Regions from separate parts of the Homo sapiens genome. Here region 1 is linked to region 2. Evidence: chromatin loops called from intact Hi-C (ENCODE). Cell type or tissue: mammary epithelial cell. All regions are shown on one strand. Links, peaks and the distances in the headings refer to the core of each region. The heading gives the core; the rest is flanking DNA.

Region 1 (11,279 bases), core at 1,716-9,715, 53 kb before region 2:
AGGACAATTTCAGACTTCTGACCTCCACAACTGTAAGATAATAAGTTTGTGTTGTTTTAAGCCATGCAGTTTGTGGTGATTTGTTACAGTGGCAAAAGGAAATGAATATACCTCACATGCACAGTGTCTTCATTTCTATATGTCTTTTACCCATTATAATGTCATTACCATAAAGTAGGTTTTCTATTTTTAGGGCACTAGGGAGTGATATATTAGTACTTGGCTTTGATGGAGATTTCTGTCTCTCCCAAGTGGGCTTCCCTCTTGAGACTTAAAAAATGTAACGATTCCACAGTTCTGCTTGCTTTTTCTCCTTGTTTCATCTTTCTCCCTTCCAAGATCTGACTGATCTGCAGATTTTCTCCTGAATTTACCAACTACTGTTTGTTTCTAGCCACCTTAATACTTTTCCACTCTCCTAAATCATAGATTCCTGTTGATCAATATTTTACATTCAGTATTCCCCACACTTTCCCTAAGTGTCCTTTTACATATTTTATCTCCCTATTAAAATAACTTGGTTGTAACTTTTTTCATCTATCCTTGTTTTTTCTTTTCCTTCCCACCCCCACCCCGAACGTTGCATTTTTTCCTTCTTTCTTACTACTTTTCTACCATCATGGGTGAATAACATTAGGATAATGATCCTCTGAACTGCTGTAGTTCTGTATACAAAGCAACAGAAAGTGTAAATTATCCCAATACCAGCTCCCTCTTTGCCAGTCCCGGGAGCAGCATCCTTTGACCACTGTGAATGGTCTCATTGTTCTAGGTATTGCCATCCTTCAACTTGTTTTTAACTATCATACCATGTCTTCTAATTTTTATTTTTATTTATTTTTATTTTTTATTTATTTGTGTTTTTGAGACAGAGTCTCATTCTATCGCCCAGGCTGCAGTGCAGTGGCACGATCTTGGCTCACTGCAAGCTCCGCCTCCCGGGTTCACGCCATTCTCCTGCCTCAGCCTCCCGAGTAGCTGGGACTGCAGGTGTCCGCCACCATGCCCGGCTAATTTTTTTGTAGTTTTAGTAGAGACAGGGTTTCACCGTGTTAGCCAGGATGGTCTCAATCTCCTGACCTCGTGATCCACCCACCTCGGCCTCCCAAAGTGCTGGGATTACAGGCTTGAGCCACCGCGCCCAGCCCCATGTCTTCTAAATTTAAATTTTCTCACCACTTGGCTACCTGAGGGAGACAAACTCCTTTGTTTCCATTGTATTTTGGTGTACTCTGGAGGATCAAGAGCAAAGTTCTGACCAGAACAATAAATAGGGGTTTGTATGCTGGGAGGGAAGAGAAACCACCTGCCCTAATTCCTTGAATTCTAAATTTCAACTCCTCTACTGAGCACCCCTATAGTGCTAATTTTCACAAAGGCCACATTCCGTGGGGCAGGCAATTGCTACCGTTTGCCCTTGGGCTAAAGTCCAGATGTGGAGTGTACATTTTCAATACCACAGATGGAATCTCCAAATGCCTAATAAAGATGACAATCAATGGTTGGATATAGATAAATACTCATGCTCAGGAATCTCCAAATGCCTAATAAAGATGACAGTCAATGGTTGAATATAGATAAATACTGATGCTCAAGGTTTTGTTCCAAAGTCTCCCCTAGTTTTCTCCACAGGAACCTCATTACCTTTCCCCTCTCACCCCTCCTCCTCCTTCTTCTGAGCTGGAAAGAAAGTCTTTAGTGCTTTAATGGGACAGAAATTGATACTCTATAATCACTAATGTTATTTATATTCTATGAACATATTACAAAGCATGAGCAGTTTAACTGTGAAATAAATCAAGAATCCCAAACCTTTTCCAGTCAGCCCACAGATATATATTTGGGTTTCTTTAGTTCTGTTCTCTGTTCCCAAATTTTATTTTAAATTGTGGTAAAATATACATAACACGAAATTTGCCATTTAAACAATTTTCAGTGTACAATTCAGTGGCATTAGTTACATTTGCAATGTTGTACAGCCATCACCATTATCTGTTTCCCAAATGTTTTTATCCACCCAAACAGAAACTATGTACCATTAAGCAATAACTTCCTATTCCTCCCTTCCCTCAGCCCCTGGTAACCTCTCATCTACTTTCTGTCTCTATGAATTTGCCTATTCTAGCTATTTCATGTAAGTGGATTTATATGTTTGTCTTTTTTATAGCGGAATAATATTCCATTATATAAGTGTATCACATTATATACCTATATACATTTATGTGTATATCACATGTTGTTTGTCCATTTATTTGTTGATGGACACTTGGATTGTTTCTATCATTTGTCTACTGTGAATAATGCTGCAATGAATGTTGGCATACAAGTATCTGTTTGAGTGTCTATTTTCCATTCCTTTGGTATATACCTAGGAATGGAACTACTGGGTAATATGGTAATTCTAAGTTTAGCGTCCATCAAACTGATGTCCATAGGTGCAGCACCATTTTACATTCCCACCAGCAATGTACAAGGTAGAAACTCATTGTTTTAATCAATTTCCTTTTGCGTTATATTTTCCTTTTTACCGGAGCCATCGTTGACTATATTACCCTCCAGTTTCTTAGAGGCCATCAGGTACATACCTCAAAAAATAAGGGGTCTACTTTCTCATTTTTACTATTCACAAGATTGGCCCAAGACATGAAACATGCAAACTTCCACTCCGAAAAAGTAATGCCCATGACACTACAGCAATCCTATGCTGTGACTGAGCTGGGCTCCACATGAACTAGCCATAAAAGACCAAAATACAATGGAATTACAGCACATTTCAGGTGCAATTTCATTTTTTCACATTACATTTAGGTATCCCTGAAGACCAAGTAATTTATAGATATTTTTTGCCCATTCCCAGATTTTTTTATTCCAACATAAAATGCAAGGATTCAGTAAGTAATAGTCATAGGAAATTTTAGTGCAAACTATCCAAAGTTTGGCATGAATTAACACATGGACAGGCCTGCCCCCACAATTTTGCATTGTAAGATACTTGCAAAACCATCACAGAGATAAAACAGTCACACTTGAAAATAATTCAAGCTTATACAAAGCAAACAAAAAACAATTGATCTCAAAGAGGTTTCCCTTCCAGGTAGAAGGAATCCTGCAATCTTGTGTGGGAATCAGTGAGTCGAAGTATAAAAAGCACGTGGTACATTTAGGCACACAGTACATGCTCAATATGTTGATTAAACAAAGACTATCTGGATATGTTACTTAAGACTGAGTCCAAACACAGATTTGGAATCCATGAAACAGAGAGAATAAGTGTTCAGCTAAAACTCAAAGCTAGTTAGTGGATAGTACTGCATGTGACTTAGGTCTTCCAGTTCCCAGTCCAAGGCCCTCTACTTTCATCTCCTAGCCAACAATGGGAGTTCACTTAGCATTTGTCATGTGCAAGACACTATGCTGGGCACAGATGCCAAAAGGCAATCTGAGATAAAATCCTTGACTAGCCAGAGATAAAGACCACGTGCTCTAGATAGGATTTGTTTTATGCTGAGTTAGACACACAGGACTTAATGTTGGAAATTTAAGTGCTTTTAGGAGCTCATGGTATTGGTAAAATACGGGAGAACTCTGGCGACCTGGGTTCCAGTTCTGGCCCTGTCACCACTGGCTGTGTGATCCCAGCTTCCCAGATCCTTGATTTCTTCATGAGATGATTGAAACACTGTCTGCCAAGAGCAGGTGCTTTGTAGATATTTGTTCTCTCCATAACTCAAGTGATGGATGTTTTCTAGGAGCCCAGAACAAAGTAACACCATTGCCATGCCGAAGGTTATATGAGAAGGCCAACATAAAATGCAAGGATTCAATAAGTAATAGTCATAGGAAATTTTATTGCAAACTATCCAAAGTTTAGCACACATTAACACATGACAGGCCTGCCCCCATAATTTTGCATTGTAAGATACTTGCAAAACCATCATATAGCTTCAGTTTCCAAGATGGTGGATGATGCTGTCTGCACTGTGAATGCTTTTGGGCTCATATTGATAGAATGTAAGAACAAAGAAGTCTGTACAATTGTAAAATGAAGTCTTGTACAATTTCCAGTCTTCAAAACCTGTGCTTATTTGAATTTATATAATCTCCAGAACGTATTTTATTTGGTCTTCTGGAGATGGATCTCTTTGGGAAAACTGAGGAAGCAAGTAGGATTTCCTGACCCATTCTACTGAAAGCACTCATTTCTTCAGCAGTAAGTCTGGGAAACCAAATGAGCAGATAAAACTCTTCTGTACATCTATTCATGCATTTCCTTTCCCCCTTTTTTCCCTTATTTTCTTTCCTTCCTCCCTCCTTCCCTCCCTTCCTCTTTTTTCTTCCCTCCTTCCTTTTTCTCTTTTCCTCTCTCCTTTCCTCTCTCTGTCTCTCTCTTCCTTCCAACAAATACTTAGTGTTGCCTACCCTATTCTTGGGCACATTCTTAAGCATGTGAGCACTCAGAGTTTGAATTCAAGGCATTTATCTTCTAATGGGTGAGACAAATACTGTAAATGGATAATTCTGGTGCATTGTGATGTGGCTCCTAACAAATGCTTTTTACATTCTACTGTGAGAGAATAGAGGAAGAAGCAGCTACCTCTGCCTGTGACATTGAAAAAGCCATCACAGGAGCTGATATTTGAATAGATTTTTTTAGGGTGAAGAAAAATTTATTAGATAGAGATGAGGAAAAGGTATTCTAAGCAGAAGACAATGTGCATGCAAAGGGATGGAAGAGGATGGTTCACGTGGGGAGAAACTGGTAGATCATTAGTAGGCAGTGTGATTGGAGGGAAGAGACTAGGCTGCAAGAGAGGGGGAAGGCAGCCTAGAAGGGTGGGTTGGTACCAGGTGGTGGAGGGCTGGGGACATTGGGCTTTGTCCTGGAGGAGAAGGATGTTGCCCCAGTCAGACCATCGTGCTGGAGAACTTGCTCTGGCTATATAGTGTGGTGGGCTGTAGGGGGAGCAAGCTTTAGGGTTGGAAGACCTGTTAATGTGGTTCTAGAGAAAGAGATGGTAGTGAGTTGAACATGGAAGGAGACGGAGAGAAGTTATCATGACCTGGATACAGTGATTGATTGATGATGGGAATGGGAGAGGGAACCACTGCAGGTGACCTCAGGACCTGGGAAAACTGAGAGATGCAGCTGAGAACACAGGATCAGGAGCAGCTTTGTGGGGGCAGGACATGTGCTGGCCTCCTGTGCCCAGGTCCCTGGAGGAGCACTAGGTGGAGATGCCTAGAAGACAGAGGCATTACAAAAGAGACCCGAGGTCAGGTGTGTAACAGTGAGAGAAATCTAACACAGCTGACTCCATCTTGCTCCTAACCTCACAAACTAACTGTCTTTGCTCATTGTGCATGTAGGCCAAGCTAACTATGGGAGGAATTTAGTTTATAGTTTAACTTTAAAGTAAGGATGATAATAGTCCCTTCCCAAAAGTAACCCCTGAGGAAATAAGGAGGACATACACACAAGTAACAATGTTATGTTAAAAATTGATAGGATGGGGGAGAGCCTCAGGAAAAATAACTAATGGGTACCAGGCTTCATACCTGGGTGATGAAATAATCTGTACAGCAACCCTCCATGACACATGTTTACCTATGTAACAAGCCTGCACATGTACCCCGGAGTTTAAAATAAAAGTATAAAAATTTATGGGCGCATTGTGACCCGAGCAAGGACAAAGAAGTCTCAGACTTCCTGAGACTCCTGCTGGTGCCCAAATGTCAATGTTCACCAGGTATCTCCTGACCTCAACCTCCACTTTCCCCCCTCCTCAATATAAAAGAAGCTTGAACATTGTGACTTTTAAGATGGTTCTTTAGCACGTTAGTCTGCCATCGTCTTGGTTTGCTGCCTTTCCAGAATAAAGTTGCCTTCCTTGCTCCAACTCCTTGTTTCTTGACTTACTGGCTGTCATGCAGACATAATGAGCAGAACGAGTCTGGAGTTGGTTACAGGCACAGAGGAAGCAGCGTGGAGTGAGGGGAAGGCTTCCCAGGAAAGTCTGGAGCTGAGGCATGGGCTGTTGAGGAGTGAGTCAAGGTCCTCCCTGGAATCCACAGATTCCGACTCTACCTCTGGGGCACATGGTGGGGGGTGAAGGTTATTGTTGGACAAGGGTTCTTCATCTCAGGGGAACTTCTGGAGACCCAGGAGAGTGTGTGGTCACTGGGGTGGGGGCGCTGTTGGAGGAGGGAGATGGAGTGTCTGATGTGTCTGATGTAGCAAATCAGGTTCATGAACTTGGAGATGGCAAAATGACACCAGGAACGGACCTTTCTGCCCTCCTGCTTCTTGAAGGCTCTCAGCACATCATGGCCTTAGCTCCCCTTGGTGGAGAGGAGTCAGGTCCCTGGGTCACCTGGGAGCCAGGCCTGGGATGAGTGGAACCCAAGATCACATGAATTATTTCTAATCATGCCATCTGCTTCCTATCAAATGCCGTCCTTCTTTTCTTTCTTCCACCTTCTCTTCCTTCCTCGGACTTTAGTTGAGCATTTCTTCTGTTGCAGGCCCTGTTCTGGTCACCAGGGGTCCAAGATAGAATGAGACACTGTCCCTGCACTCCAGGGCCTCCCAGTGCGGAGTGGCAGACAGGTGAAAAAGCAAACACCTCCATGTCCTGTGGGAGGCACTGGGGTCAAGGAGACCCAGGACCACATGGAACCCCACTGAGGCCCCAGAGGAGGCAGGGCCCTGGCTGCGGCCCCAGGGAGGCATTAATAGAGTCTGCTCATGTTCCTCGTGTAGTCGCACCCCTCATCTTTCTGACTCCCCACCTTGAGGCAAAATCTGGGAAACAGTTTCCCTTTTAGAGAACAAAGGATGGAGCGTGAGGCCAGCCTGATGCATTTACAAAGCCTTCACAGAAAGTGCTGGCAAGGGGCCCAGAACACAGGAATAAACTTCATACCTGGCCAGTCTCAGACACACAGCAGTTGGTTCTTTGGATTGATATTCTGCTCAGAGCTTTGGTTTCATTTATATCCTCCTGAAATTGGGGCCATTTTCTTCCTTCTGTCTTTGGCAAACTTGACTTAATCTTATGTCATACTTAGGACAACTCCAGGCCCATGGTCTCTCAGTGCCCCGGGCTTTACCCTGGGTGAAGAGGCATAGAGACCTTGTACTGTGGCTCGGGGGAGGGGGAAGAATGGGAATCTCAGAGAAGCCCCTTTCTTTCTAACCTGTTTTTATTGAGGTGAAGTTCACATATCATACAATTAACCATGTACAGCTTATGATTCATCATGCTGTGTAACCATTAGCTCTTTCTAGTTTCAGAACATTTTCATCACCCCCAAAGGAAACCCTGATTCATTTGGTGCTCACTCTCCTCCTCTGCCCCGGTGATCACTAGTCTGCTTTCTGTCTCTATGGATTTGCCTATTCTGCACATTTCATGGAAAAGAAATCATATAATATATGACTGTTATGGGCATATGTTGAAGTCCTAACTTCCAGTACCCCAGAAGTTTTCTGTGTTTGGAGGCAGAGTCTTTAGTAATTAAATTGAGGTCATTAGGGTGATCCCTAATCCGACCTGATTGATGGCTCTTGTAAGAAGAGGAGATTAGGACACAGACACACACAGTGGGAAGACCCCGTGAGGACACAGGGAGAAAGTGGCCATCCGCAAGCCAAGGGGAAAGACCTCAGAAGAAACCAACACTGCCAACACTTTGCTTTGGATGTCTAGTCTCCAGAATCACGAAGAAATGAATTTGTTGTTTAAGCCACCCAGCCTGTGGTACTTTGTTATGGCAGCCCTAGCAAACTCATACAGCAACTTGAAAAAAATAGACTTTATTTTTTTAGAGCAGTTTTCTGTTCAGAGCAAAATTGAGCAAAAGGTACAGAGGTTTCCCATATATCCCCCAGCCCCACATATGCACAGCTTCCCTGATCAACATCCTATAGTGACAGGGCCATTGTAGGATGCTTTCAAGGTTCATTCATGCTGTAGTATCTATCGTTACTTAATTCCTTTTGATAGCTGGATAGTATTCCATTGTCTGACTATTCCCCAATTTGTTTCTCCATTCCTCTGTTGATGGACATTTGTGTTGTTACCACCTTTTGGCTATTGTGAATAATGTTGCTATGAACACTAGCGTACACATTTCTATGTGGACAGGTGCTTTCATTTCTCTTGGATATATACCCAGGAGTGGAATTGCTGGGTCATACGGTAATTCTATGCTTAACTTTTTGAGGTGTTTATAGCCTTTTTCCTTGACAACAATTGTTTACAGTGTACCAATCGACTGTCCAGAACCCCATATAGTGTTGTAAAGAAGAACGTGATTCTGATGATGAACTGCCCAGTTCATACTATGGATTCAGTCCTTCCTAGGTGGGGGACGTTGGGCAAGTTAGTAAACTCTGTCACTCATTTTCCTGAGGTGGACCTTAGACGATGGTTGTGTAGATTAAACGGAAATGGATGCAAAGGACTTAATATATATGTCATTCAGTAAGTGTTTGCTGCTTCAAAATCTCTGAACGTATACTTAGGCACATAGCAAGTGCTCGAATTACTGGCTGTTTTTATTATTGTAGTTCACCTTGAAGGATCTGGACATGTGACAATGTCAGGGAAATCTAGGAAGAAGAAAGAGTGAGTCAAGGAATGGTTTAGGGACATATTGGGAAGGTGCATTTGGCTGGAGTGAGGCATAGGAGAGGAAGTAAGTAGGGGCCAGACTTCAGAAGCCTTGAGGACAACCTACTCTTAGTAGCGCCTTGAATGCCAACCTTGGTCTCAGTCCTGGAAGTTCCAGAGCAGAGGGTCAGATGTCACTGAGATCAGCGGAATGAGGGTGGGGTCAGTTTGCCCTCTCACGTGTGAATGGGTAGGAAGCCCTTAGTAACTGCAGCTTTGCTTGCCATGGTTTATGATACTGTAGCTAAATGGCTATACTCGAAATTTTCAAAATTTGTGGGCAAGTAGAGATTTGTTTAATGCAGAATTTTCTTACACCAGAGCCAGAAAAATGTGCCCTTAACATCATGATAACTGATGGAAAGTCCATTCCATAACCATTTTGCCATGCCTTGCAAAAATAATATAGGGAAGAATGCAAGAATAAAAAAGACATCTCATTGTAAACCAGGGTGGCTGGCATAAAAACTTAAAAACAAATATAGTTGGCATAAGATAAAATGTGTTTTTGCATTCTGAAGAAGATAATTCAGGAGTGAAGTTACCTGCCATAGCAGGCATTTAAAAAAATCAGTTTTTCATAAAGCCAAATTTACTCAACTTATGTAACTGCCATTTCTCATGACATTAGGACTTTCCAAATATGTGTATATATATACACATACATCCATAAAAAACATATATGTCATATATCTCTAAATATATATTTTATGTACTATATAGAACCATTTACATATGTATAAGTTACTATTTTAATAATTAAATGTTGTTTATTAAAAATAATGTGTACATGCTTTAAAAATTAAATAATATGATTTTTTAAAAAAGCAAAGAAAAAGCTGCCTCCCACAATTATGCTCACTTTTCATACTCACAGAGATGGTTTTTAATATTGATAAATCTGGTTAGTGCATGCATCTTTTGGAACTTATACTTACAGTATTTAAGCAATATGTCAGACTTTTATTGCCTTCTCCAAAAATGTCCTATTTTTGGTCCAGCCAAATGTGGGGCTTTTCAGGTAGGTAACATAGGGTCTGCCGAGGATTATAGTGAGGAAAGAAAGGCTTCAGGCTAATATCTTCCTTGGAATACTCAGTGCCAACTTACACAACTTTCTAAATTAAGAAAGGATGTCTCCAGACCAATAGAATCATTGTCTGAAACAAGCCCGGAAATCAGGGTTCCTGGGTTCTTGTCACAACATTCCCTGGCTTTTCTCCTTCTCTCTGTTACTGAAGGTGGAGTGGAAAGAGCACAGGCTTGGAATACGAAGGTCTGGGACACACCGGTTCTCAGGCAATTGTGGCTAAGCCCCTTGCTTTCTCTGGATCTTGGTTTTGACATGTGGAAGTAAAGGAGTTGGGAGAGATGTTTGTATCTGTATTGGTTGGGGTTCAGGTACAAAATCACCCAGGGTCTTACAGACTATTACAGTGCTTACAGAATCACTGGGAGCATTGAAAAAACAGATTTTAGGTTGAAATTTTAGGAGCATCTCCCAAAGCCACACACAGAACTGGGACACCAAGGGAGTTGCTGTTGCTGCTATGATGCCGGGTCAGCAGGTGCCTGCCAGGTTGAGAGGCCCCCCTGCTGCTGCAGGTTAGGGCCATGCCACCTCTCCATGATTCAGAGAGGCTGAATGGATGCCCAAGCCCTGCCTTTCTTCAAAGTGAGGGATCAAGCTCTGGGACTTCTGCTACAGCTGCATCAGAGACACCTGTGACTGGGCTTGTCTGCAGAAGGGGCAGCTGAGGCATTTTCTCTCCCTGTGATGCTCCTCTTCTGCCTTCCAAAGCTTGCATGGCAGCATTTGGTTGGCAGAACCTAATCACAGTTAAACCCCAGGTGCAAAGGAGTCCAGGAAGTATAGCTTGTAAATCCCCACACTGCATTCCAGACACATGTTCAAAGAAGAAACCTCCAAGTGGAAGTTGAAGGAGCCGGGATTCCAATTTTTAGGTTTAGCAACTCAAAATCTTAGATTTGAACCCTGGCTCCTTCTCTTGCTCTTTTTCTTTGTTTCTTTTCTTTTCTTTTTTTTTTGAGATGGAGTTTTGCTCTTGTCGCCCAGGCTGGAGTGCAGTGGCACAATCCCAGCTCACTGCAACATCCGCCTCCTGGGGGCAAGCGATTCTCCTGCCTCAGCCTCCTGAGTAGCTGGGATTACAGGTGCGTGCCACCATGCCTGGCTAATTTATGTATTTTTAGTAGAGATGGGTTTCGTCATGTTGGCCAGGCTAATCTTGAACTCCTGACCTCAGGTGATCCACCCACCTTGGCCTCCCAAATTGCCGGGATTACAGGTGTAAGCCACCGCACCTGGCCATGTATCCTTCTCTTGCTGACTGTGTGACCTTGGATGAGTCATGCTGCCTCCTTGAGTCTCAGTTTCCTAGGTTGTAAAATGTGAATAATAAAATCAGCTACCTCCCCAAATTTTATAAAGGCATAAGAAAGTGCCTGGCATGAGGTAAGTGTTCTATAAATACAAGCTTGCCTGGCCACATTCTATGTATTTAACAGATATGAAACTGAGGTTTAATGAGGGGACATCAGGGCTGGAACTCAGGTATCCTGATGCTGAGGCTCTTGCTAGTT
Region 2 (11,279 bases), core at 1,291-9,290:
ATGAAACTAATTAAAGTTTTATATGCCTATGTTCCTTCACTGGACTGATTGTAGATTTCTTAGATTGAAATGGAACCAGGCCAAGAGGGAAATGTCTCTAGGACTTTCTAACAAATGTGGGGTTGTGTGTGTATTGGTGTGGCTGACTCAGGATGTCAGCCAACTCTTGGTTTGGGAATCATAGGACTTATTAATGGAACCCACGCTCCTCAGGACTAAGATGCTGTGATGAAAATTCAGGCAGATGCCTGACTGAGAAAATGCAGAGAAAATGTTTGTTGAATAAATGAATGAATAAATGGACACAAGAGTGAAGGGGAAATTATCACTAGCCATAATTAAAAAAATACTATTAGCACTTTAGGAGGCCGAGGCAGGCGGATCACGAGGTCAGGTGATCGAGACTATCCTGGCTATCATGATGAAACCCCGTTTCTACTAAAAATAGAAAAAAATTAGCTGGGTGTGGTGACATGTGCCTGTAGTCCCAGCTACTCAGGAGGCTGAAGCGGGAGAATCGCTTGAACCCAGGAGGCGGAGGTTACAGTGAGCCGAGATTGTGTCACTGCACTCCATCCTGGATGACAGAGCAAGACTCCATCTCAAAAAAAAAAAATACTATTGACAAAAATATTATTTATGAGTAATTCTCATGTGCCAGGGGCTGTGCCACACACTTTACAGACATTACCTTACTGAATACCTCCTAGGTACCTTAAAAATAAGTACTCTAACTCTGTTATTCCAGATAATGAAATTGAGGCACAGAAGGTTTAAGAGCTTACCTGTACATACTCAACAAATAATTGAAGTAACTGGGATCCAAAACAGAGTATTTGACCTCAATGCACTCTCTGAATGCTGAATATGTTGTGTTATTTGTTAACAATTGCTCATTCCCTTCCCTTGCTATGTTTTCCTGTAGGTGGCATGTCCTTCCCCACCCCTACAGCTTTGCATATTGAGCAGGGGCTTTAAAGGCTCATGTGGTTTGGCTCTGTTTCTCATGAGTTCCTTTTCTCTGCCATGAGAATAACACACCCCTGGCAAGTGCTGCTCCTTCACCCTGGGTCCCAGGATGAGAAAACACATGTAGCAAAATTAAGCAGAGCTGAGCAGATAGACACATAGAACTGACCCAAAGTCAGCAAGCAGCTCCCCAGTAATGTGAACAAAAGACAAATGTTTGTACTATAAGGCATTGAGGATTTTTTTTTTTTTTGTCCTGAAACCGAGTTTCACCCTGTCGCCCAGGCTGGAGTGCAGTGGCATGATTTCGGCTCACTGCAACCTCCCACACTGGGTTCAAGTGATTCTCCTGTCTCAGCCTCCAGAGTAGCTGGGATTACAGGTGTCCACCACCATGCCTGGCTAATTTTTGTGTTTTTAGTGTAGATGGGGTTTCACCATGTTGGCTGGGCTGGTGTCGAGCTCCTGACCTCAGGTGATCTGCTCACCTCGGCCTCCCAAAGTGGTGGGATTACAGGCGTGAGCCACCACGCCCAGCTGGCATTGAGATTTTGAAAATGCTCATTACTGCCTCAGAAGCTAATTAATACAGTCTCCCTGTCATGGAGACTATTTTGCATTGCCTCCTAGAAGAAACTGAATGTAAATTCAGATTGGAAATTGTTTTAATAGGCTGAGAAATGGGAAAAGTACATTCTAGGGGGCAGAAGCTGAGAGAACAAAGGCATAGAGGTGGAAAGATGCATTGTAATTTAGGGGAGTCAATGAGAAAGCAGCTTTACTGAAGCCCGTAGTAGGGTACAAGGGAAGATAGTTAGAAAATTAAGAGGTCATTGAACAACTTTATAGGGGTAATAGACATTCTCTTAAAGGTTTTGGACAGGGAACCACTGATAGTTTGTGAACAAGGAACATGGTGCTTTCAGGAACCTTCTCATGGTTTCTTCCCATGTGTGGAAAAACATCACTGGTCACGTATTTCCTCTTATAATTCCTGGCTTATCCTGTAAACCTGTTACTCTCGCTATAGCATTCGCCAGCAGCCAGAAAGTTGATTTCTTTCTTCCTTTATCTGGTGTCTATCAGGATGAGTGACTCAGTTCTCTTCAGGGAGGAAAAATGAAGCTGCTTTAGGAATAATAATAGTGATTTGCTTTAAAAAAATCCAAATTCTATTTATATATGCTGAGCAAGGCAAGGTCTAAGGTAGAGGAGAGAGAAGGGCCCAACATACCTCAGCAGCTACGTGTGACCTGTAGATGTACACAGGGCCCTGCACTGAGAGGGACCCTGGACTTGGATGCAATGCTCTGCTATTGCATCTTAATATTTTGAATAAATTTTATTTATTTATTTATTTTCTGTCTTTTTTTTTTTTTTTTGAGATGGAGTCTCACTCTTGTTGCCCAGGCTGGGGTGCAGTTGTGCAATTTCGGCTCACTGCAACCTCCACCTTCCTGGTTCATATGATTCTCCTGTCTCAACCCTACAAGTAGCTGGGCTTACAGGCACCTGCCACCATGCCTGGCAAATTGTTTTTGTATTTTTAGTAGAGACAGGGTTTCATTATGTTGGCCAGGCTGGTCTTGAACTCCTGACCTCAGGTGATCTGCCTGCCTCAGTCTCCCAAAGTGTTGGGATTACAGGCGTGAGCCACTGTGCTTGGCCTATATTCCTAATAAATTTTAAACAAGAGACCCTGTATTTTCATGTTGCACTGGGTCTTACAAATTAGATAGCCAGTGCTGTGGTGCTAGGCATTATAGTACTAGGCACTTTACAGACCTTATTTCACTTAATTTTTCCTGAAAACCCAGTGAGGAAGGAATGATCATTTCAGCCTTATTGCTGTGGAAAGTGAAGCTGAGAGAGGTTAAGTGATTTGTCCAAAGCCACACAGCTGGCACGTGGTGGAGCTGGGATTTGAAGCCTGATTACATTGTCTTCAAAGCCAATGTTCACCTGACATGTTCACAGAATATTTTAGTTTTAAAGCACCTTTCTTTCCATCATTTCAGCTTCAGCTTCCCAGCAGTCCTGTTAGGTCAAAGTCATTATTCTCTTTGACATTGTCAGCTGAATCCCATAGAAAAGTGACTGTCCCATAGCAAGTCAGCACTAAAGTGAGATGGGAATGAAGGTTTTTCAGGCCAGGGCTCCATGAAACCTGGGTCAGCAGGGCCTGTGTCTTGAAGAGTAGGCCCACGGAGTCAGGTGAGACCCAGGGCTAAGAGCCCCCCAGTCTCTCCACCTACTCTCTCATCTCTCAGAGTCTCTTAGCATTCAGGGACCATACTCAGAGTTAACTGATGACCTGGATAATGGAAGTTCCATGACAACACTCAGTCCAAACCCTCTTCTATATGTATGGTGGAACTAGAGACTGAGAGAAATAAGAAACTTGTCCAAAATCACATGCAGAGCCGTGGTAGATCCTCTGGGTACCAGGCACTATGCTGGGTGCTGGGAATGCAGAAGTGAACAGGGCAGTTACAGACCTGCCCTCAAGGAGCTCAAGTCTTGTGGGGGAGATGGACAAGGCACGCAAGTCCCCTGACTTCAGGGGCCCTCTGCCAGGCAGGCCCTCACTAGGCACGGTTACAAGCTGGCTAAGTGCCCTTCAGCAGGAAAGTCTTGGACAGTTCTGCCTGGGAGAGGTCTGAACTGTTCTCTTAGAGCTGATGCTGGCTTTCAAATCAATTTGCATAAGATAGGTCCTATCCTGTTAGAACAGCAAATTAATAGCTCATTTTATAGATTGAGCAATCAACACCTACAGCCCATTAAATTTAACAACAAATTCAGCTGATGATCAGGCTTTCAGCTTGGTCCCACCGTCAACTCATGTGCTTCCTTTTCCTTCCTCCTGACCTTTTTATTTCCTTTCATCTCCCTTCTCATGAACTGTCCTCCTAGATCCTCATTTTCTCATTGGCAAACATGATGTTAGTTTAACTCTCCAGTATTTTTTCCATGCTGGGGCTAGAAGGTCTTCCTAGTCCCCCAAGTGGGTTCTGTCATCAGCAAAGTGCCCCAAACTCCAGACATCAGCACACAAGCTCATTTTGGGGCCCTTGGCTTGGCCATGGGAATGAGCAATCAATATTTTATAAAGGTGTTAAGGTGGTGATAAAAGATGCATGAAGTGGTGTGCAGGGAGGAGCTCACTGACAAAGGAGTGGGTGACATTATAGCTAACCTTGGTGGCTATGACTTACGTGGATGGAATTTGCTAAGGAAGTCTCCACTCTAATCTTCCCGAGAAGATGGGAGGAAGATTTTTCATAAGGATATTGTTAGATTTCTTAGACCCTTCAACTTAACCTTCCTTAAAAGACTTCTAATTACTCTAGACTCATGGGTTGTATGAATAAGGGGGTGAGGGCCCCAGATGATACGGTTAACTAGAACTCCATTAGCTGTGGCTTTCCATGAATTTTGCATGCTCCTGTAGGTGGAAACATTTTGCATTATAATTGTGCCTTACTGGCAGGGTCTGAGGGAGCCTGCAGATTCTGGATAAATAAGATGGTGCATGATAGCTTGGATTATTGGTCCCAATCACTCCACTGGAATAAGATAGCACAGTCTCACCTTCTGCCACTGCTTTGCTCTTTGCAGAGTATGTGTTGGGTTTGTCCATGTGTGTTGCTTTGGCCAATGGAATGATAGTACGTAAGACTTGATCAGAGGCCTTCAATATATTGTGCAATTTGGTCTGGGCTCTTGTCATTCTGCTGTTTGCCATGAGAAGAATGTGCCTCTGGTCCAAGGGGGTTGAGAGACATGTGGAGTGGCCCTGAGGCAAAGCTGCAGCCTGAAGCCAAGCCCAGCCAAGCTCAGCCAAACTCAGCAAAGCTCAGCCAAGCTCAGCCAATGTGCAGGCTGAAGTAGAGCTGCCCTACCAAGTCCAGCTGAGTCCAGCCTTGATCCACCAAACCACAGTGACCTGCAGACCCATGAGCATGAGAATAAATGCCTGATGTTGTAAGCCATTGAGTTTTGGGGAGATTTGTTTTACAGCATTAACTTCCTCATACATGGTACAGAGGACATATTGCCTGAAGTTTATCTCCTGCTTGGTTCTTCAAGGCCTTTTTCTGCTACATGATAGTAGATCTCTGAGAATCATTCACCAGCTGAGCCCTGAACTTCCTGCTCTGCCCTGATCTATGCTTGGCTTCCCTTGCATCCCATTCTCAGGTTGCTCATCTTGTGACCCATTTCCCAATTAACGGTCTTACATTTCTTCTTAGAAATAAATCTCTGGCTGTGATCTCCACTTCCCTCTTCACCTCTGAGCAAGGCTACACAGCTTTCCTGGCACTCTCATTCATTAGTCAGCTCTCATTTGTTTATACAGGTGTGCAGCAATGAACACCTACCTCATGTGAGATCCTGTGCTGGGAATTCACAGAACAGTCATAGACCCATTGTCAAGGAGTTCATGCTCTAAAGGAAGACGTAATTTTCCTCCCTCCCTGTCTCCTTCCATATTCAAGTGGCCACCAAGCTCTGCAATGTGCATCCATGTCTTCTCAATCCCATTAGAGCACCATCATTTTCAGCCTGAATCATTGCAACAGCTTCCTGACCTCCTCTCCCCTCAATTCTACCCCTTTTCCATCAGCCTTCCAATTTCTCCTCCAAACTGGTGACCTCCTCCAAACTGGCCTGATCTTTTTAAACAAAATCTGGCTATCTAGCTGTCCTGCTAAAATCTGTTAATGGCTTCCTTTCACCTGCTGGATGGAATCCATCTGCTCACTGGCCTCAAGACCCTCCATGACTGGGTTCCTGCCAACCTCACCTGAGTCACTTCCTCAGCCCTTCCTTCCTCACCATTTGTCCTCCATACTCTCCTCAAGCTGCTCCCCACATCGACTAGGACCCCTCTGGTCTCTGCATTTTAGTATATGCTCTTCCTTCTGCTGGTCATGACCTTCCTCTCTTCTCTACTTGTCAAAAACTTCCCCATGCTTCACAATCAGCACACGTATCACCTCCATGGGGAAGCCTTCCTAAAGCCCCCTTGGGCAGAGTTCACGGATCCCCTCCCTGTCCCTTCCATATACCCTGTACATCTTTCTCTAGTGAAGTATTTACTGCATAGTGTTATAATGTTTTTTATATTTAGTAAAATATTATTTTCCTATTTACCAAGTTTGCTTCTAAAGAGAGTGGATTAAGTTAACAGGCAAGATTTTGTTCTGCCAAGCACCTTGGTGTATTTGTATATAAACAACTTTGGGGTGAGAGCTAGAGTGGAGTCACTGTGCATAATGGAGGTAGAGGAGTTTAAAGATCTAGGAGTAGAGCTGGGGGATAGGAAAGGAACTTGGGATGTCTCTTCTCTTCCAGGGATAGAAGACCCAGTCAAAAGTCTTCTTCCTGCCCTCCATCAGAAGGGCAGCTGAGAAAGCACTTAGGGAGTACAGGGAATGCCTGAGATGGGGGTTCTGTGCTGATCACTGTAGGAGGTGCACTATGCCTCCCCTATGTGTCATTCAGGAAAGTGTGCATCACTCATGAATGCTTTTGAGTATATGGATAAGTTGACAAAATTCGGGGTTCTGCTTTTGAGTGGATTTAGAGTGAAAACAAAGGGAGCAGCCTCAGACCCAGGTGTGGGGCAAATGGGCCCAGGAAGCTGCACATCTCTGGGAATAAGAAGCCATGGGAAGTGCTTTGTCCTCTTGGAATGAGGATGTCTGAGCCAGGCACCTGCATCTCCCAGGGTCAGGAGGGCCCAGCTGGCATCTTGGTTATATTCCTTTCTATGTTTGTCTCCCACATTAGATTAGCTCGAGGGTGGAACTTGCACAGAATTTATCAGGATTCCTTCTCCTGCAAGGAATAGAAACCCATCTTGAGTTGACTTAAGTGAAAAAAGAAACTATTGTGTCACATAATTGAAAGGTTCCAGGGATACTTAGTGTCAGATAGGGCTTGATCTAGGTGCTCAAATGATGTCACCAGGATTTAGTGCTTAATTTTCTTTTTTCCTTCACATTGGTTTCATTCCCAGGGAGTTCTCTATATTGGGTGGGCCTGGCAGTGCTATGGCTCTCTCACAGCCAGGTAGTGGAAAGAGAGATTCTCCTCTTAAATGTGGGGATTGGGACTCATTGGAAAAATTTGGATTGTATGTGCATTTCTGAATGGATCACTGGGAACTGAAGGATTGGCCAGACCTGAGTCATGTCCCATCTTTGATTAAGGGTGTGGAGGAGATTGGAATCAGTTCTTCCTGGGTCACCTGGACTGTGAGTCAGGGAGGGATATTTTCCTAAAGGAATATGAAGGAGCTGATCTAAGAAATAGGGGAAACATGTGCTGGGGCAGCAAAACCCACAGGCAATCCCATCCCATGCCCTAGTCATCTCTGTATCATGGTGCTTGAAATGGGAGAGAGGCTGACACATTTTACAACATTTGGTTTGGAAGAAAATATCAGAATTTTGTCATACTCTCAAAATCATTCCATCTGTAAGTATCACTAATATAACCTGTTATTGAATGTACTGGCCTCTTAGGGTATAAACAAGAAACAGCTTTACTTTTCTCCCTCCACTGCCTTCAAACATGTTCTGTTGGCTCTCACTTCTTCACCCCTTCAAGGCATCTCAGACAGATCTCAGAGATTTTCAATCACTTTTAAGGGGGAGGGATAGCATTAGGAGATATACCTAATGTAAATGATGAGTTAATGGGTGCAGCATACCAACATGGCACATGTATACATATGTAACAAACCTGCACGTTGTGCACGTGTACCCTAGAACTTAAAGTATAATAATAATTAAAAGACTGTCAAAAAAATTTAATAAATAAATAAATAAATAAAATGTTTTAAACTTGACTTTATTTCTTAGAATACTTTTACAGAAAAATTGAGAAGATAGTACAGAGAGTTTCCATAGTCCCAGGTTTCTGAGATTATCAACATCCTACCTTAGTATGGTACATTAATTACAATTAATGAAGCAATGTTAATACATTATTATTCAATTACTTTTAGGTATTAAACATAGTCCTACTTTAAGGAATTAAAAAGTCCAGGTCCAAATCAAAACTTCAATCTCCCATCTGATTCAGGGCTTCTCTTTGCCCCCAGCTCAGAGCTCACCTATAGTTTAAGGACCTGTGGTTGGGAAGGCAGCTTGGTTTTGGTCTCCTCATCACTTGGCCATCGTCACTTTGTTTTTCCACCCCACTCGCCTCCGTTGATGGTTTCTCCAGGGTCAGGGCCCAGGAGTGGAGAGATTAGGGGAGAAGCAGTGACATCTTATGGGCTTACAGGACCAGTACTGTTGTAATTTGATGGCTGGTGACCTCCTGTGGGATGCATTTGTGGTTGAATAGAAACCCACTATGGGACCTTGATGACTACACTCTCTGAAAATGCACCCACAATTTTGGTCCTTGGCAATTCACCTTCAACCATTCTCTCTTAGGGCCTCCTCCACTCAGCACGCAACCTTCTAGGGCAGAGTCCTTTCAGGAACCCTCTAGGGGATCCATTCGGTCCACAGAAACTCATGCACCCCACTGACTTTCATAGCCCCAGCTGCTCCCTCACTGCCTCCCCTTGGCCACCATCACAGGCAGCCTCAGCTACCTCTCTGCTCACATTGCCCCAAACTCCTGGGACTCCTCAGAACTCCTCTTCAATGCTCCACATAGTCCCTGGCACTGGGATCAAGAATTAACAGCTCAGTGGGCACCCATGCTGGGTGGAGGATGCCAGGCTCTGCTTCTTCCCAGCACCCCAAACCCATAATCTCAAGAAGCAGTTCACTCTTAGTGTTTTCTCTCCCACAGAGAGGGCAGGGGAAGCCCCACAGCTCTCTCCCCCTACAAGTCCCCCCAAAGAATTCCCCTTATTGTTCCTTATAGACTTCTGGGGCAGATTGTGTTTTCCAAAGACGACTGCAACAGTATCTTCTGTCCCACATATTATTCTAGACTCTAGAATCTTGCCATTCCTCCCTCAAGAGGTAGAGTCTAATTCCCCTATTCCCCTCCCCTTGACTCTGTGAGGGTTTGTGATGGGCTTATTATTATTATTATTATCATTTTTTGAGACAGAGTCTCACTCTGTTGCCCAGGCTGGAGTGCAGTGGCATGATCTTGGCTCACTGCAACCTCCGTCTCCTGGGTTCAAGTAATTCTCCCTACCCCAGCCTCCTGAGTAACTGGGATTACAGGCACCCACCACCATGCCCAGCTGATTTTTGTATTTTTAGTAGAGATGGGGTTTCGCCATGTTGGCCAGGCTGGTCTTGAACTCCTGACCTCAGGTGATTCACCCCCCTCGGTCTCCCAAAGTGCTGGGATTACAGGTGTGAGCCACCACAGCCTGCCTGTGATGGGCTCATAATCAATAGAACGTGCCAGAGTGATGCAGTGTGGCTTGTGTGGTGAGGCAGGAAAGGCAGTAACATCCTCTTAGCCTGTTAAACATTCAAATTGGGGCCCTGAGCCTCTACTGAAGCCTGCTGGCCCTGGCCCACCTAAACTAGCCAATGTGGAGAGACCACAGGTAGAACCCCCAAGACTAGAGGAAGAGAGATCAATGTCCAGTTGCTCCAGTTTCAGTCATCGACTAACTACTGAGCATGAGACTCCAAAGCCAGAGCCACCCAGCTGAGTCCTTTCTGGATTCCTGATCCAGAGAAACCAGGAGAGATAATAATATGATGTTTTAGGCCACTAACTTTTGGGGTGATGTGTTACAAAGCAGTAATAACTGGAGCACCTCTAGGTTACAGGTGGTAAAGTGGGAGAGTGGTGAGAGGGTGCGTCTTGGAACCTTCTGGCTCTCTTTATTAAGTCCTATGTGGGATGGTAGCACCTCTTACAGAATGAGGGGTCAGGTCACTCTTTGTTCTTGGCTTTGCAGCCCTAGCTGGAATTCCTAGACAGTGTTCTTCCTGTCGGATGGTGCTCCTTAAGCGTTGATGGACTACTGCCAGTCTATAACTGCTCATTACTTGTCTGTGACAAGAACAGAAATTGGCATAAGCGTTTATTCCCAAAAGAAATTGGAATAAAATAACTTTTCTAGCAATTTGATAGATCTGTTGACTCTAATGATAAACATTTGGGGTTAGCAATTTGTGTTTTTTTTATTTTTGTTTCATTTTTTCTAGCAATTCATTTTTACTGTGTTTTACAAAAGCACTGGTCTGCAATGAGATGGGAATGAGAAAAACAAAACAAAATAAAACACTGATCATTCATAAAAAATAATTTAAGAAGCACTGGTCTAGGAAACCTCCGTTTCACAGCAGCCACTGGGAATGGAATAAACAAGGACCTATTAGTTATATCCCAGGAGCTGTACTAGGGTCTTTTATCATCATGATCTCATTTAACTCTTACCATGACTTTGCAAGGGAGAAATTATTATTTCCATTATGTAGGTGAGAAAACTGAGACTCTGAGAGGTTAAATAATTTATTTATAGTCACATAGAAAGTGGCTATAATCAATTTTATTACTCTTGCAACTATTCATCACTATCTCTTTCCCCACCAGATTATAGATTTACATCCTTTATCATGTAACTTGCCTGCCTCTGGTGGGTGGAGTATATGTCCCCACATCTTTGATTTTGGGCTTAGCTGTATGATCTGCATTGGCCAGTGAAATCTGAGTGGAAGGGCAATGTATCAGTGCTGAGCAGATGCTTTAAGAAGCACTATATATTTCCATCACTTCTCTGAACATCCTGCCCTCTGTCATGGGAATGTCACACACCTGGTGGAGGCTATTCTTCCAGCCTCACAGAATGTGTCACAGAAAGAGAAGAGAGATGGAGTGGACTCAAGTCCATATGCAGCTGGGAACAGAGTTAAAGAGCTACAGCTGAACTGCAGATGACACGTAAACTGCAGATGACATGTGACAGGAGTGACTAATCTTTGTTACTCTAGGCCTCTGAGATAGTGGGGTTATTTGTTATGCAGCATTGCTTCCAGAGAAGCTGACTGATACAATGGTAGAGTTGGGATTTTATACCAACCAAGTGGCTCTGAGATAAGTGTCCTCTCATCCTGTCACATCTGATTTTCATCAATATTATTATTTACTGTTTTCATTGTACTTCTTTTAACTCATGTATAAGAAATACCATCTTGAGTCAAATTCATGGACCAGCCAGCCAGGATAGGCTTGTCTTGTTCTTTAAGCAAATGTCCTGAAATCTCCCTTAACTTGACACAATGTCTGAAACAACATCATTCTGGTGCCTCGTAGTCTTTTCTGTTAAGAAGTCCCTATTAAAGGGGAAAGACACTTGGCAG

Evidence for each region. Hi-C counts contacts between places; a loop is a spot of excess contacts. Peaks named below come from ENCODE experiments on the same cell type or tissue, not always from the same donor. Only the 100,000 strongest peaks of a DNase experiment are listed, where the experiment ranks them.
Region 1: it touches region 2 in a loop (2.0-fold over the local background); 2 of 110 quality-filtered maps call a loop at or near these places.

Annotation. Positions count from the first base shown.
Region 1 is chr9:120,332,221-120,343,499 of GRCh38, reverse strand. The region is part of intron 2 of LOC105376253 (a long non-coding RNA gene); the gene reads left to right. Among named protein-coding and RNA genes, the nearest start is that of MIR147A, 93 kb to the right of the region's middle. In mammary epithelial cell, for the core only: no CTCF peak of the experiment used is centred there; no DNase peak of the experiment used is centred there.
Region 2 is chr9:120,279,000-120,290,278 of GRCh38, reverse strand. No RefSeq gene overlaps it. Among named protein-coding and RNA genes, the nearest start is that of MIR147A, 40 kb to the right of the region's middle. In mammary epithelial cell, for the core only: no CTCF peak of the experiment used is centred there; a DNase peak (open chromatin) is centred at 5,328; H3K27ac peaks cover 512 bases.